Regions from separate parts of the Homo sapiens genome. Here region 1 is linked to region 2. A link is an interaction called in ENCODE POLR2A ChIA-PET data of the cell type or tissue named here. Cell type or tissue: Panc1. All regions are shown on one strand. Each heading gives the region's core, and the rest is flanking DNA. Links, peaks and the distances in the headings are about the cores only. Region 1 has its middle 88 kb from the start of SORBS2. Region 2 overlaps SORBS2 (sorbin and SH3 domain containing 2).

What was found. ChIA-PET counts read pairs that join two places held together with the same protein. Peaks named below come from ENCODE experiments on the same cell type or tissue, not always from the same donor. Only the 100,000 strongest peaks of a DNase experiment are listed, where the experiment ranks them.
Region 1: POLR2A ChIA-PET joins it to region 2 with 10 read pairs; 2 of 35 experiments call an interaction of 5 or more read pairs at or near these places.

The regions. Positions count from the first base shown.
Region 1 is chr4:185,898,571-185,901,492 of GRCh38, forward strand. It overlaps a transcript of SORBS2 not described here. Among named protein-coding and RNA genes, the nearest start is that of SORBS2, 88 kb to the left of the region's middle. In Panc1, for the core only: no CTCF peak of the experiment used is centred there; a DNase peak (open chromatin) is centred at 1,699.
Region 2 is chr4:185,659,287-185,662,208 of GRCh38, forward strand. It overlaps SORBS2 (sorbin and SH3 domain containing 2), which reads right to left. Exons shown (of 27, transcript NM_001395207.1): 8 at 2,818-2,922. Among named protein-coding and RNA genes, the nearest start is that of SORBS2-AS1, 73 kb to the left of the region's middle. In Panc1, for the core only: no CTCF peak of the experiment used is centred there; no DNase peak of the experiment used is centred there.

The DNA.
Region 1 (2,922 bases), core at 204-2,703, 240 kb after region 2:
GGCAAAATAAGAACAAAATAATGACTACCAAAACGCAAATGAAACTAACTAGCGGCTACGTTGATTTGCATCTCAGCCTTATTGCTTGTCTTTACCTCTGGGAAAAAAATTGAAGAAGTAATAGAAATAAAATGCAGAGTGGTATGGAGAGGGCGTCAGTTTAGCAGGAGGTAATACCCAAATCTTTAGAAAAAGCAGAGAATGTTATTTGGATACCGTGAGCTTCACTGTAGAGGCCAAGGCATGGTGAGATTTAATAAAGGTGCACAGAGCATAAATCTAAAAGGCGATTATGCTAGTATAACCCACACGATATTGTGGATGACGTGTTTAATGGCAACATCCTGATCCACTCTTGCCTAGGGGATGTTAATGGAACTACACAAAACCTATCATGCTTTGGTTCAATGAGAGATTTTTTTTTTTAAGCTCATACTTCAAGCAAGGAACCTAAAATCTCTTCCATGATCACAGTGTGCAGAGGCAATACTAATTTTCAGAGCAGCCTGATCTGGAACAAAGGAGACAGGAATCAGGGCAGCCTCTGACAGAGTGCTCACAGGAGAAAGAGATGGTGCTGCCCGGTACAGCCCCTCCCAGCATTCACAGGCAATGGCTGGAGGTAAGAAGCACCAGGTCCGGTCTAGATAACAGCATTTGGGACACACAGCGGATAATCCAAGCTGGGACAGGCAGAGGCTACTCCTTAGTCAGATGGTTAAGGTCTCGAAGAATTGGTGACTGTCATCAGGACCCGTTCTCTGTGTTTAAGTGTGCACAGGGATTTGGACATATTTTTTATTTTAGAGTGTAGATTCTGTCGTTCTCGAAAATCTTTTTCATTTTGTGAAGTAGCGAGTTTATTTTTATTTTTTTTAAGAGACAGGGTCTCACTCTTTCACCCAGGGTGGAATGCGGTGGCGTGATCATGGATCCCTGCAGCCTCCTGGGTTTAAGCGATCCTCCCCCCTCAGCCTCCCCAGAGGCTGGGACCCTGACAGGCATACTCAGCACTGAGTTTAAACCCACCTAACAACCAACTACGCAACATGCCCAGGCACTCCCAGAGCCAAGATTGTCTAGTTGAGTCAAGGGCTTGATATCCAGAGTTGGAAAAATAAAGAGCTCTCCTTAACAAATTGTATCTGAATAAGTAGACTTGTGTTTGGGGGAGCCAAGTGTTACAGTAGAGCCCAACGAGTATTATACCTTCAGGCTTCGCACGTTCTTTACAGTCATAAGCACTCAGCAAATGGTTACCATACTGGACGCCATGGAAGACTTATTAGAAGGGGGTAAAGTTGGAAATATGAAAATGAGTTAGGCTGTGGCCACAGCCTGGAGGAAAACAGGTAAGGGTTGATCTAAGATAGAGGCAACGGCACTAGAAAGGAGGAGACAGCTGCACATGGTGGCACACATCTGTAGTCTCAACTACTAAGGAGGCTGAGGAAGGAAGATCTCTGAGCCCAGGAGTTTCAGATTGTCGTGTGCTATGATCACACCTGTGAATAGCCACTGCACTCCAGCTCAGGCAATATAGTAAGAACCCATCTCTAAAAATAAAAAGAAGAAGGGGAAGAAAGGAGAAGATAGCTAAAAGAAATTTAGAGGCAGACAATCGTTCATAAGTAAAAAGGCAGTGAAGTACATAGGACAAATAAGTTACTATACTTGAGAGTAAAATATTAAATTGGCTAGATCCTAACTTGTGAGAAATAATAGAGCTACCCGTTCCATACTGACACCCAGCAGTGAACCACACAGCCTTTAGGTTAACAACGGGACTTTCTCCAGTCAAGTACAAGTCCCAGTTCTCTTATCAAAGAGAACTCAACTTGGATTTATATGAAGATCAAAGAAGCCAGCTCTGTAAGTCATACCTAAAAACATTCCATGCATAAAATAATGAAGACTACTAGGTTATAGAGATGGTTATTTGCAAAGTGATAGAATCCCATTTCTCATTAATTGTGAAATAATTTAGGACAAAACCAAGAACAGATGAAAACAGGTTATATAGAGAGAGAAAAAAAATTCAAAAAATATAGCAAAGGCAGTGATACCAAGACAAATGTGAATTACATACCCAATATTTTTCTATTTGCAAAATGTGTGATTAGATGAGTTGGAAGAAACTGCCTACAATTTACTGAAATACTTTGTGTATTTGTACGTATGAGTGGGAGAGAGAGAGGGAGGGAGAGGGAGACAGGGAAACAGAGAGAGAGAGAGACAGAGAGAATTATATTTCAGACCAAGAATCTGATTCAGTCACTAAAACTACAGACTGCTTTTAATCTACAGCCCAAGGATAGTCCAAAAGGCAGTGCAATTATCAAGTTGTCTAAAACATTGTTTATGGACAGCTATCTCTTTCTGTGTAAAGACTGACCTCATTTTGCACATATCTAACATTTGCAATCTCAATTGCATGAAACAAGGTAGATAAACTAGGTTGCATTTATTTCTTTTCCTAAAGAATTAGCACCAGTATTTTGTTAGTCAGTTTTAAATTATGATGCCATTTACAAAATTCAATTTATATCTATCTTTTCGGAATACATATACTGTGTAGACTATGTTTCCAAATTTGATTTTTCTCCTTGCCTTACCCAAAATGTTGAAGAAGAATTTTTTTTTTTTAATTGAGATGGAGTTTCACTCTTGTTGCCCAGGCTGGAGTGCAATGGCACAATCTCGGCTCACCGAAACCTCTACCTCCTGGGTTCAAGCGATCTCCTGCCTCAGCCTCATGAGTGGCTGGGATTACAGGCATGTGCCACCACGGTCGGCTAATTTTTTGTATTTTTAGTAGAAACGGGGTTTCTCCATGGTGGTCAGGCTAATCTCAAACTCCCAACCTCAGGTGATGCGCCCGCCTCGGCCTCCTAAGGTGCTGAGATTACAGGTGTGAGCTAC
Region 2 (2,922 bases), core at 325-2,824:
GTGCTGGGGAAGGAGGTGTGCTGGCTGCTGTCAAAGAAGACATGGTGGTTGAAGTCCCGGGTTGTAGTTTCTTTCCCCCTGCTACTGGCCCCTTGAATGTGAAAATAACATTCAAGCTAGTCCTTATTTTTACTTCTTTATTTTTTTTGAGACGGAGTCTTGCTCAGTCACCCAGGCTGGAGTGCAGTGGCGCGATCTCGGCTCACTGCAAGCTCCACCTCCTGGGTTCACGCCGTTCTCCTGCCTCAGCCTCCCGAGTAGCTGGGACTACAGGTGCCCGCCATCACGCCCAGCTAATTTTTTTTTTTGTATTTTTAGTAGAGACGGGGTTTCACCATGTTGGCCAGACTGGCCTCGATCTCCTGACCTCGTGATCCACCCGCCTCGGCCTTCCAAAGTGCTGGGATTACAGGCGTGAGCCACCGCGCCCGGCTAAGCTAGTCCTTATTAAGACACGGTGAGATATTTGACACTAATTGACTTTCTATTTAATTCCAAAAAGGACTTGAGTGGGCCTCCATGATACTAGTATTTTTATTAGCGACGAATGTTTTTTGAACACCAGCATGTGCAAAGTCCTACTCTAAGCAAGGAGAATCAACTCTGCCTTCACATCTGATCCATTACATTCTATGAACCCATACCTTATGCAATATAAGTTAACCCTTTATTTTATTATTCTCATATATGGTCCACTAGCTGTCATCTTAGCAATCTTTTGTCCTAAACTAAGTGTAAAATTCATCTAGGGCAAGGTAGATGTACATATTCCTCCGAAACCTTATCACAGCACTGGCCAGCTGGAATTTGTTCAGTGTTTACATTGGGAATTTCTTCCCATGCAGAATATTTTATATGTAAAATCTACTTATCAATATATTCTAAAATCAAAGCCTATCTACATTCAAGTATTTTTGTTGTTGTTGTTGGGTGGGGATAGGGACAAAACTGCATTCACTAAGACAGGCAATGAGACAGAGTCAGGCTTTGTTAATAATTATTTGGGAAAAAGCTGTGGCTAGAATAATTTGTCGAGTTTTACTTTATATGTGTGTAAATGCATAGTTCCATTTTAAACAATCTAGATATAATGGACTTCCATTATAACACCACACTATGGGCTGATTGTTAAAGGGCAAAATTTCGGCATAAACCAGTTTTACTTTCTTAACTCTAAAAGGACATCATTGTAGGATTCACAGATGATCCTCAGGCATAGCATCAGCGAAGGCACAGATATATTTAGACTTTAATAAGTCCCGCGGCTACCTTTAAAGTTTTATAGTTATAGAGCTTTGGTTGACCTCAGAAGCTGAGTTCCACCATGCACATGCTGGATGGTGACATAAAACATCCCTGAATAAACGAACAGCATCATAGCCTCTCAATACTGAATCAGTGCTGGGGAAGGAGGTGCACTGTCTGTGTCAAAGAAGACATGGTGGTTCAAGTCCTGGGTTTTAGTTTCTTTCCCCCTGTTGCTGGCCCCTGTGGCCAGAGGACCAGGCCTCTCCTTTTCTGGGAGGTGCAGGATGGTGCTGCTGTCCTGAGAATTCCCCTCTGCTCCCTGCTGTCCTAGAAGCTTCCTAGTGAGTCGACATCATGGAAACTTGTACAGCCTGAATTCCTATGATAGTTCAATTTCGTATTTTTTTTGATATTTTAGGTTTTTAAGTTACATTTTTACAAACTAAGAAATATTTATGGGCCGGGCACGGTGGCTCATGCCTGTAATCCCAGCACTTAGGGAGGTCGAGGCAGGTGGATCACCTGAGGTCAGGAGTTCGAGACCAACCTGGCCAACATGGTGAAACCCCCTGTCTGTACTAAAAATACAAAATTAGCTGGGTGCGGTGGCGGGCACCTGTAATCCCAGCTACTCAGGAGGCTGAGGCAGGAGCATCACTGGAACCCAGGAGGCAGAGGTTGCAGTGAGCCGAGATCGCCCCATTGCACTCCAGCCTGGGCGACAGAGTGAGACTCCATCTTGAAAAAAAAAAAAAAAGTATTTATCACATTATTTTCTGAACTATCTGAACATACTTGACCATGTAAGAGCATTTCTATCACTGTACAGCAAAGCTTCTTTCACAGGAGGCCACAAAAAGTCCATGAGCCCCAGGAAATTATCTGCTTACAATTTTTTATGAACGTCCGTATGTCCATTTGTTTTCTGGAGGAGAGCTCTATCTTTCACTGAATTCCTAGTCCTCAGAGGGTTGAGAACGATTGCTCTATACAATGACAGAACCTTCATTTAAGGGAACACTTAAGTTTCTCTTGTGTGGCTTCCTGCTACCATATCCCTGACTGCAGGTCTTCCAGCCTTGGTTTGAATGGTGGTTTTCTCCTTGTGTGAGCCAGTAGATGACTGCGTCCCTGCTATGTGGGACAGCCTGTCCTCCTGTTACACTGTTTTAACTGTCAAACGATTCTCCCTTATATAGACCCCAGGAAATAGTCCATGGTGGAAGCTCTTCCAAGTCCGAACAAGCTGCCCTAGTGGAAAACCTGCATTCATGTCCTCCAGTGGCACAAACCCCCTTGCCCTAAGTAGCCATTTTCTTTTTCTTTCTACTCCACCACCTCAGACATCTAAGTGCCCACACCAGGCTCAGACACAGGTGGAGACATGGTCTTGGAATAGCATGGTGCCCATTTCCTCCCATGTTGGGTCCTCTGCCCCAGTTTCTCCCTGGGGATAGGGTCATGAGTGCTGAGCGCTCCCGCCTCACCTTGATGCCGCATATCTTTCTCCTGTGGTTGTACTTGCCGCATTGAGGTTGCCATGGAAATCACGGTGAGTAAATTACTTACCGAGGGATGTGCCGTGCTGCATGACAATGCTGGAGTTGAGTGAGGCTGGGAGAGAATATGCCGAGGGGGAAAACGGCCTCTGATAGTAACTCATGGGACTCACGG